Linked DNA regions of Homo sapiens: region 2 is linked to region 1. A link is an interaction called in ENCODE POLR2A ChIA-PET data of the cell type or tissue named here. Cell type or tissue: PC-3. All regions are shown on one strand. Links, peaks and the distances in the headings refer to the core of each region. The heading gives the core; the rest is flanking DNA.

What was found. ChIA-PET counts read pairs that join two places held together with the same protein. Peaks named below come from ENCODE experiments on the same cell type or tissue, not always from the same donor. Only the 100,000 strongest peaks of a DNase experiment are listed, where the experiment ranks them.
Region 2: POLR2A ChIA-PET joins it to region 1 with 10 read pairs; 10 of 35 experiments call an interaction of 5 or more read pairs at or near these places.

Annotation. Positions count from the first base shown.
Region 1 is chr9:128,964,717-128,970,082 of GRCh38, forward strand. NUP188 (nucleoporin 188) reads left to right here. Exons shown (of 44, transcript NM_015354.3): 9 at 3,790-4,001; 10 at 4,684-4,798. Among named protein-coding and RNA genes, the nearest start is that of NUP188, 20 kb to the left of the region's middle. In PC-3, for the core only: no CTCF peak of the experiment used is centred there; no DNase peak of the experiment used is centred there.
Region 2 is chr9:128,909,919-128,915,284 of GRCh38, forward strand. All of the region lies in intron 3 of LRRC8A (leucine rich repeat containing 8 VRAC subunit A), which reads left to right. LOC101929291 (a long non-coding RNA gene) reads right to left here. Exons shown (of 4, transcript XR_007061808.1): 2 at 5,075-5,123; 3 at 126-320; 4 at 1-22. Among named protein-coding and RNA genes, the nearest start is that of PHYHD1, 8.4 kb to the right of the region's middle. RefSeq lists an enhancer at 1-607. In PC-3, for the core only: no CTCF peak of the experiment used is centred there; DNase peaks (open chromatin) are centred at 1,843 and 2,713; H3K27ac peaks cover 3,017 bases.

The DNA.
Region 1 (5,366 bases), core at 304-5,303:
TTTTTTTTTGAGACGCTCTCACTCAGTCACCCAGGCTGGAGTGCAGTGGCACGATGTTGGCTAAGTGTAATCTCTGCCTCCCGGGTTCAAGGGATTCTGCTGCCTCCAGCCTCCCGAGTAGCTGGGATTACAGGCATGTGCCACCACGCCTTCCTAATTTGTGTTATTTTTAGTAGAGATGGGGTTTCGCCATGTTGGCCAGGCTAGTCTCACTCCTGACCTCAGGTCATCCACCCGTCTCGGCCTCCCAGAGTGCTAGGATTACAGGCATGAGCCTCCTCACCCGGCCAAAATTTTAAGTTTTGATAAATGTTTTTGTCAGTTTTGTCTATTATGGCTCCTGCCTTTTGGAGCTTGTCCTTAAATGTTTGATAGAATTTACCAGTGAAGCCATCTGGGTCTGGAGTTTTCTTTGTGGGAAGGTTTTTAATTCTTTTATTTATTGATTAAAATTTTTTTATCTCTTTTTAAAATTTTCATCAAGTTTCTAACAAAGTTTTAAATACTGAATTGTTTTCCTTGATTGATACAGAGCTATTCAAGTTTCCTGTTTCTATTTGGGACAGTTTTGGTAATTTGTATCTTTTAAGGAATTTGTTCATTTCATTTCATTGGTGAAATCTATTTACATAAGGCTGTTCATATTATTTTCTTATGCTTTTACTCTCTTTAGAGTCTAGTGCTGTGCTCTTACTCATTTCTGATAATGGTAGTTTTTGTCTTCAATTTTCTTTATTAAAAAAAATTTTTTTTTGAGACAGAGTCTCACTCTATAGCCCAAACTGGAGTGCAGTGGCGCATTCTTGGCTCACTGCAACATCCACTTCTAGGGCTCAAGTGATTCTTGTGCCTCAGCATCCCAAGTAGATGGGAGTACAGGTGTGCACTATTAAGCTCAGCTAATTTTTTGTATTTTAGTAGAGACAGGGTTTCACCATGTTGCCCAGGGTGGTCTCGAACTCCTGAGCTCAGGTGATCCGGCCCCCTCAGCCTCCCAAAGTGCTGGGATTATAGACGTGAGCCACCACGTCTGGCCAGTTTTCTTTATTGTAATGTCTGTTTTATATTTAATTGATTTCTGTTGTGTATTTTTTTTTTTTTTTAAATTTTCACTCTTGTTGCCCAGGCTGGAGTGCAATGGTGTGATCTTGGCTCACCGCAACCTCTGCCTCCTGGGTTCAAATGATTCTCCTGCCTCAGCCTCCCAAATAGCTGGGATTACAGGCGCCCACCACCACGCCCAGCTTTTTTTGTATTTTTAGTAGAGATGGGGTCTCACCATGTTGGCCAGGCTGGTCTCGAACTCCTGACCTCATGATCTGCCTGCCTCGGCCTCCTAAAGTGCTGAGATTACAGGCGTGAACCACCGCGCCCGGACTCTCTCTCTTTTTTTAAAATAGATTTCTGCCTCCGTGTGTGTGTGTGTGTGTGTGTGTGTGTGTGTGTGTGTGTGCGTGTGCCCAGCCTTGTTCTTTAGTTTTTATATATGTATATGTTTTTTCTCCCTTTTTAAATGGATTTCTGTCTCTGTCTGTCTCTGTGTCTGTGTGTGTGTGTGTGTGTGTGTGTGTTTGTGTGTGTGTATGTGTTAGAAGTCTCACTGTCACGCAGAGTGAGACTCTCTGGATTTAATGTCCAAATATTGGATGTTTTTTGTAAATATCTGGGTTTTTTTTTTGAGACAGGTTCTTTCTCTGTTGCCCAGGCTGGAGTTTAGTGGCACAATCACGGCTCACTGCAGCCTTGACCTCCTGGGCTCAGGTAATCCTCCTACCTCAGCCTCCCAACTAGCTAGGACTACAAGATGCTGCAGGTTTTGCCATGTTGCCCAGGCTAGTCTTGGACTCCCGGGCTGAAGGGATCTGACCACCTTGGCCTCCCAAAGTGCTGGGATTACAGGTGTGAAGTACTATAGCAGACGAAACATCTTATTGTTCTCAATGTTTTTATTTGATTCTGTTATCAGAGAACACATTCTTTGTCATTTTAGTCTTCTAAAATTTACTGTCTCATGTTTTATGGCCTACCTTATGATCTTTCTTGGTGATTGTACCTGTACACCTGGAAAGAATGTCTAGTTGTTTTTTCAGTTGAATAGTATGAGTTTATTAGCAAGGGATTGGTAGTAACCTAAATGCTCATCCATCCAAGTGAGCAGGTAAAATCAATGATGGCATTTATGTGCAGTGGAATACTATGTAGTGTTAAAAATATTGAGTGTATTGGTTGAATAATCTATGGCATATCCACATAATGAATTATTATGCAAATAAAAGGATTAAAAATAGGGAGGGTTTTTGTGTGTGTGTGTGACAGAGTCTCACTGTGTCACCCAGGCTGGGGTACAGGGGCATGATTGTAGCCTACTGCAGCCTCAACCTCCCCAGCTCAAGTGACTCTCCTGCCTTAGGCTCCAGTGTAGCTGGGACTACAGGCATGCACCTCTATGCCTGGCTCATTTTTAAAAACTTTTTCTAGAGATGGAGTCTCACTGTGTTTCCCAGACTAGTCTTGAACTCCAGGCCTCAAACAGTCCTCCCACTTTGGCCTCCCAAAGTATTCAAGTATTAGGCTTATAGACGTGAGCCACCCTGCTAGTCCAGAAAATTTTTACTATACCTTTATAGGAGATAATTTTTAAGATACATTGTTGCAGCTGGGTGTATGGTGGCTCAGGCCTGTAATCCCACCACTTTGTGAGGTGAAGGTGGGAAGATTGGTTGAGCCCAGGAATTCAAGACCAGCCCTGGCAACATAGCAAGACCTTGCTTCTACAAAAAATTTAAAAAATTGGCTGGGCGCGGTGGCTCACGCCTGTAATCCCAGCACTCGGGAGGCCAAGGTGGGCGGATCACCTGAGGTCAGGAGTTTGAAACCAGTCTGGCCAACATAGTGAAACCCTGTCTCTACTAAAAAGAAAAAAATCAGCCGGGCGTGGTGGCAGGCGCCTGTAATCCCAGCTACTCGGGAGGCTGAGGCAGGAGAATTGCTTGAACCTGGGAGGCGGAGGTTGCAGTGAGCCAAGATCGCGCCATTGCACTCCAGCCTGGGGGATAAGAGTGAGACTTCGTCTCAAAAAAAAAAAAAAATTAAAAGAATTAGCTAGACATGGTGCTAACCTGTAGTTCCAGCTACTTGGGTGGCTGAGGCAGGAGGATTGCTTGAGCCCGGTGGGTCAAAGCTGCAGTGAGCTGTGGGTGTACTCTGGGTGTACTCTGGGTGACAGAGCGAGACCCTCTCTCAAAAGAAAAGATACATTGGTTGGCTGGGCACAGTGGCTTACGCCTTTAATCCCAGTGCTTTGGCCTCCCAGGAGGATCGATTGAGGCTAGGAATTCAAAACCAGCCTGTGCAACATAGCAAGACCTGTTCTCTTCCAAAAATTTAAAAAAAGAAAAAATGAGCTGGGCATGTTTGTGCTCACTTTTAGTCCTAACTACTCGAGAGGCTCAGGTGAGAGGGCAGCTGCCATAAGCTATAATTGTACTGCTGCACTCCAGCCTGGGTGATAGAGTCAGACCCTGTCTCTTAAAAAAAAAGCAAAAAATCTGTCTCTTAAAAAAAAAAATTAAATACGGACCAGGTGCAGTGGCTTGCGCCTGTAGTCTCAGCTATTTAGGAGGCTGAGGTAGGAGGATCAGTTGCGTGTAGCAGTTTGAGCAGCCATAATCTGCCACTGCACTGTATCCTGGGTGACAGATTGAGACCCTTTCTTTAAAAAATGTTCTTTAAGTACTGTTTTTAATCTCATGTTATTTCTCTCCCATTTTGTTTTCATTGGTTGTACAGACAGAGCGCCAAGTGTCTCGCTGGTTTGTTCAGTGCCTTCGGGAACAGTCCATGCTGCTAGAAATTATTTTCCTTTATTATGCATACTTTGAGATGGCACCCAGTGACTTACTTGTATTAACCAAGATGTTTAAAGAGCAAGGATTTGGTAGTAGGCAGACCAATAGGCACCTGGTGGATGAGACTATGGATCCTTTTGTAGATCGGATTGGGTAAGTCAGTGAATTGAACATCATGGAACTTGCAGTGTTTAGAGCATTGATACTATAGTGGTATGTAAGCAGGTAGGGGGTAGGTGTACTTTTCACTTAATCGGTGGGGAAATAGGTCTACTGCCACGTTCCCTTTCATGCAGGGAGTAAAGACTGGGATTGAGAGAGGACTCTCAAAATGAGTATTGTAATCTGCTCTTTTACTTACTGTCTTCATTTAAGGGGTTCATTCATTCATTGAACAAAAATTCGTTGAACAACTATTGTAGGCCAAGCACTATGCAAATGCTAACAAGATAGTGATAAATAAGGCATATATGCTTGCTCTTCTCTTTCAGGTGATAGTCTATGGACTTTAAATTTCTTGTTTTTTCTCTATTTATGACCGTGGATATATCCATAACTGGGGGCCTGGTCACTCTGTGAGCAAAGATATATACCAGTTAATTTTGTGTGTGTGTGGTATAGATGGGGTGTCACTTTGTTGTCCAAGATAGTCTTGAACTCCTGGCCTCAAGTGATCCTCCCACCTCTGCCTCTCAAAGTGTTAGGATTATAGGCGTTAGCCACTATGCCTGGCCCAATAGGTTTTTTTGATATCGCAGTGTCTTATATCTCACCTTTGTCTCTAGTGAGTTTCAGAACGGGATATATAACATGGTGATACTATTTTTCTTTCTAGCTACTTCAGTGCCCTCATCCTGGTGGAGGGCATGGATATCGAGTCCTTGCATAAGTGTGCTTTGGATGACAGAAGAGAACTGCATCAGTTTGCGCAGGATGGGCTTATTTGTCAGGTGACTTGGAATAGCCTCTTTTTTTTCAGAGGGTTTATAAGTTAGTAGTAGCTTTCAATTATTGAACTGCTGCATAAAATTTTCAGTGTTGTGGAACTACATTGTTCAGTGATGCAGAGGTTCTACAATGTTTTCGTTTTGTTTTGTTTTGGTTTTTTGAGATGAAGTCTAGCTCTGTCACCATGCTGGAATGCAGTGGCGTGGTCTTGGCTCACTGCAACTTCCACCTCCTGGGTTCAAGTGATTCTTCTGCCTCAGCCTCCCAAGTAGCTGGGATCACAGCTAATTTTTGTATTTTTAGTAGAGACTGGGTTTCACCATTTTGGCCAAGAGGTCTCAATCTCCTGACTTCGTGATCCTCCCGCCTAAGCCTCCTAAAGTGCTGGGACTACAGGCGTGAGCCACCATGCCCAGTCTGTTTTGTTTTTTTTGAGACAGAGTCTTCCTCTATCACCCAGGCTGGAGTGCAGTGGTGCCATCTCGGCTCACTGCAACCTCCACCTCCTGGGTTCAAGAGATTCTTGTGCCTCAGCCTCTGGAATAGCTGGGATTACAGGCACATGCCACC
Region 2 (5,366 bases), core at 247-5,246, 55 kb before region 1:
TAGTTTGTTTCTGCCTGCCCTTCTGAAAAGGAAATTGTGCAAATCATTGTCACTGGGAGTTTGGGAGGCCACACCTTCGACATACTTTCAAGACTGTTGGTGGTCTGTGGGTGCCAGTCTCTTACCTGGCTGGGGAAGCCCCCATCCAAGGGCCCCTTGGTGGAGGCAGGCAGTGTGGATGGAGGGCTGGGTACTCCTGTGGCTCTGTGGTCTGGCCTCCGAAATGGAAACAAAGCCACTGCCATTGTGGGGAACGTCCCTCTTCCACCCGTCCTGGGGACCTGCAGGTTTTCCTGGGCCTCACATCCAGGTGGAGATTCCTGTAGTGAGACATGTGGTGGAGGAAGCCTGAGGCCAGGCGCTGGGAGACAAGGGAGAGCCCAGCCAGCCACCCTTCTGCCCCCGACACAGCAGCAGCTGTCGTGCCGGGCCCCTGTGAACTTCACTAGGGATGCCACCAGGTTCAGGAGGCTGAAGAAGAGACTCGGAGTTGACCAGGCCCAGTGGGTCAAACCTGTAATCCGAGCACTTAGGGAAGCCAAGGTGGGGCGGTCACTTGAGCTCAGGAGTTCGAGACCAGCCTGGGCAACATAGGGAAACCCCATCTCTACCAAAAATACAGAAATGATCCAGGCATGGTGGCATGTGCCTGTAGTCCCAGCTATTTGGGAGGCTGAGGCAGGATCGCTTCAGCCTAGGAGTTCAAGACTGCAGTGAGCTATGGTTGTACCACTGTACTTCAGCCTGGGCAATAGAGTGAGACCCAGTCTCAAAGTAAAATGAAGAGCCCTGGAGCCGGCCATTGAAACATGGGGTTTATTTGGGGGAACTTACTTACAGGGTGGTCCAGCAGCAGTGAGCCAAATAGGAAAACCACTCCTGCTTATAAAAAGCGTGCAGCTCATAGAGCATTTTCACTAAGCACCCTCCCCTCTGCAGCCTCCGTGTGGCAACCCGCGTTTCTTAGTTCGGTTGTTGCTGTTGGGTGCATCTGCCATGCAGCAGCCCCACGGTGCAGTCCCTGTTGGTTTCGTGGGCACCTGCTCTGTGTTCGCCCTGTGCCAGGCATGATGCACCTGTCCTCCTTCCACCAACCTGCTGAGTCCTCCCAACAGGGTCTGTCTATAGCATCCTCAGGCACGGAGGGAGGTGGCCCCTGGAATGCCCGGTCTGTCTATAGTATCCTCAGGCACGGAGGGAGGTGGCCCCTGGAATGCCCTGTCTGTCCTCCTGGGCCCCAGGACAGGACACACCTTCTCCAGCATCACTCAGACTAGATGCTTCAGGCCCTCCAGATGCCTGCTGGCTTGGAAGCCTTCCTCCCCTCTTCCCCAGGGCTCCCTTACTGCAGAGCAACCTGCAACCCACATGTATCAGGGATTTTGACAAGTCCTTATCTCCGGCCACCCCATATTATGACTTGAGCACAGTGGGAGAGTGGACCAGGGCAGGGTTTTCTCTTGTAGTTTCGGGACAGGCCCACTGAATAGGAAAACTGGAGTCCCCTGGGGAGAAGCCACATTTGGGAAGCACAGAACAAACCCAGCCCTTCTTTAATCTGTGGAGGGGGAGACCCTGTGGCTTCCCCATAGCACAGTGCTGCCCTTGATAAGCTGGGACTTCCTCACAGCTCCTGCCATTCCTGCCCTGTCCCGGGTGCTGTGCTGGGGCTGTCCTCCTGGTTGGGGGAGGGTTCAAGCCTCCAGCCTGGCTCCCCATCCTGTCCCCCACCCCCAGCTCCTCCCGCCAAGCTTGCCTGTTAGTGTCATGCCTGCTGGCTGAGGTCACCCCTCAGGAAAGGAGCTGGCGGCAAGCACGCTGTCCCAGAGGAAGGAGACCCTCTGGACACCCTGTTTAGCACATGGCTTAATCACATCCTGTCCCCACCCCCTGGAACACCAGAGCCTTAATAGGGAAAACAGTTCACTTGGGCCAACCCCAGGCAGGCCCCTCATTCTGAGTGGGAGGCCTGAGCCCCTCTTCCTCCTCACTCGGGCTTGATGGCTCCTTCTCAGCCACCTTGGCCAGTGGTGACCAGGAGGGGTGGGCGTGGCCTGCCCACGCCCTTGCGTGCTGTTTCTCCAGATTTATACTCTTGCTAATGAAAGCCTTGACAAGACAGTATTCATTCGTTCACTCGTTTACTGATGTGTGCAAATTGTTATGTTTTGTTTGTTTGTTTTTTTGGTAGAGACAGGGTCTCACTGTGTTTTCTAGGCTGGTCTTTAAACTCCTGGCCTCAAAGCCTCCCACCTTGGCCGCCCAAAGTGCTGGTATTACAGGCATGAGCCACTTCGCCTGGCCTTTGTGCAGATGTTTTTTGAGCACTTCTAGAATCCAGCTATGGAGCAAGGCGCCGGGGACATGGGGATGAAGAAGGCCAAGTAACGAGGCAGTTAGCACAGTGCGTAGGCGCTCTGCTGGAGCACCAGGTCCCTGGGAACACAGAGGAACAGGCCCCTGAAGAACGAGGAGGAGGAAGCCAGGTGGAGGGGAAAGGGACAGTCCAGGAGGTTCTGGTGGGGAGGAGCAGTGAGATGGGCTGCCCAGGAATGTGGGCATCCTGGAGAGCAGAGGTGGGGCTATGGGGGGGGGTGTGGATGGCAGGGGGGTCCTGTCCTACACCTCAGTTTCAATTGTCTCTTCATTTGTTTAACAGCCGATCCCTTGCCAGCCCATAGGCTCTGATGACTAAGACCTAGCTCTTTTGTTCAAGCAAGTGTTTACCGAATTCCTAGTGATTGAGTGGGTGAAGGAATGAGCTGACTTGCAGCGTGAGGTTCCTCTTGCGGTAGTGTGTGGGGTGGGGTGAGTGAGAGGTGGGAGGTGGAAGAGAGCTGTTAAGAGACCACGATTAGCCATCAGGTGAGGCCACGGGGCCTGGCGTGGCCAAGGCAGGTAGGGATGGAGAGACATGGACGGATCTGGGAGACGCTGGAGGGGGAATTCAAAGGGACGGGAGTTGATGGTGGGGGTGGTCTGAGTGACTTGAGCTTTTTTTTGTGGATTGTTGAGACTGGAGGAAGCACAGGTTTTCAGAGGCCAAGGTGTGTCTCATGTCAGGTGTCTGGGGCTCTGGGATGTCCAAGGGACCATCTTGAATCCACCTGAAGCCCAAGGAGTCACCCTTTCCAGGCTCATGGGTGAAGATGGGTCCTTGACTTGCTCACTGTGGAGAGCAGAGAGGGAGAAGGACAGGAGTCTGCAGAAGAGGAGGGCGAGGCCAGAGCGTGGGGCACATGGGGCCTGGGGAGTTGGCTGGATTAGGAACTGGTGACTTTGGCCAGAGAGTTAAGGGTGGACAGGGTCATGGAGGCAGAGTGAGGAGAGAGACAGCGGCTTTCCTGCAGTTGGTCAGGAAGGCCAGAGAGCCAAGGACAACGCTGGGGCCCTGGAAGCCTCCTGAGAGAGTTGTCCTTTTCAAAGATCAGGTCGAGTTGAGGCCTTTCAGTGCCGATGGGGACCCACTGAAGTCTCTGGGGAGGTAGGAGAGGGTGCAATTGGGGGATTGGGAACCAACTTCAAGCCTCCAGGGCACGGGCCGGCGACAATCCGACAATCCAGCAGAGAAGGATCGGTCCAGAGGATGGGTGTGGCTGTGGTGGGAGCCGAGCAACTGAGAGTACCTCCCCTTTTCTCTCTGGGGCCTGGAGAGGGCTCCCTGGCTCAGAGCAGGGCATGTTCTGGGGAGGAGGCCTTTCAGGGAGGGGGCTCCAGAGCCAGGCTCCATATGGACCCGAGCTCTGCCACTCGCTGTCCAGAGCTTTCCCACTGTCCCTGACCACTGCATGTGTCAGCAGAGGAGATCACGGGGTGGGAGTGGGGTCTTTCTGGGAAGGCTCTGGCCCCTGGGTGCTCCAGAGCCCACTTCCTGTCTACCCTCTGACCTTCAGCCCCTGCTGACCTCAAAGCCAACCCCAAATGCATTCCTGATCCTTGGTCACAGTGGTGGCAGTGTAGGATACACAGGTTAGGAGCCTTTTTGAAAGCACCCCCTGTGCCTGGGCTGGGCATGGTGGCTCACGCCTGTAATCCCAACACTTTGGGAGGCCGAGGCGGGCAGATCACCTGAGGTCAGGAGTTCAAGACCAGCCTGGCCGACATAATGAAACCCCGTCTCTGCAAACAATACAAAAATTAGCCGGGCATGGTGGTATGCGGCTGTAATCCCAGCTACTCGGGAGGCTAAGGCAGGAGAATCACTTGAACCTGGGAGGTGGAGATTACAGTGAGCCAAGATTGCGCCACTGCACTCTCTGGGTGACAGAGTGAGACTCCGTCCCCCGCCCCCGCCCCCCAAAAAAAAAGAAAAAGCACTCTGCCGGGCCTTGGCCATGCTTATCTCCCTGCTGGGAAAGCCACGTTGCTCCCCAGGAACTCCTGGGCCCTTCTCTAAACGCGGCTGGAGAGAGCAGGTGCCCGTGAGGTTGAGGTCCGAGTCTGCAAAACGGTCCTCAGCCACAGAGTGTCCAAGCTCAGTTTCTAGTCCAACCTGTGCCTTTTACAAATGGGGAAACTGAGGCCCAGAGAGGGAGGGACTTCCAGAGTTACCCTGTAACTGAGTGCCATATTTGGCAGAAGGGAAATACAGCATGGGCTCTGAGTGGGAGGAAATAAGACGTACATCCTCTCCTGACCCTTTCGGAGAGGCTGCAACCTCAGACGAGTGGCGTGTCATCTCTCTGGGCCTCAGTCTCCTTGGCAGGAAAATGGGGGCGGTGATAGAGCAAGCTCAGAAGGGCTGCTGTGCCATCTCCCCATCATCCTCACTTGGGATCAAGGCCCAGGGCTCCTGGCTCCTGCCCTCCTGCCCATCCCATCTGAAGGAGGCAGCCTCGGGACGGGCAGGCTCAACTCATGGCCTTACTTACACGCAGTAAGAACTCATGGCCCCAGCTGATTCCTCGCAGCAGGGCAGGGAAGAAGCTGGCATACGTGAGGCTCTTCCTGTGTGCCAGGAGACAGCACGAACCCACTGCAGCCCCCTGTTTGCTCCTTGCTCCGCTAACAGTGTGGACGGTTCACCAGAGCATGGGCTGTTGAACCGGGTTCAAATCCTGGCTCCATCACTTACCAGCTGAACCTCTGGACAAGTCAGCGTCTTTGGGCCTCAGTTACCCCATCTGTAAAATTGGAAGAGTATTGACAGAATATTTATAGGTAGTTTGCTGGTTAAATAAATTAATAGTATCAGTGCTCACAGTGAGCCTGCCACACATTAAGCTGCATACGGGTGTCGTCTGTTAACAGTAATTGCTCCATATCCTCAGGGAATGTGGTCCAAGGTCCCCCGTGGATGCCTGGCACTGCAGGTAGTGCAGAACCCTATATGTTCTGTTCGTTGCTATTCACAGGTACCTATGATA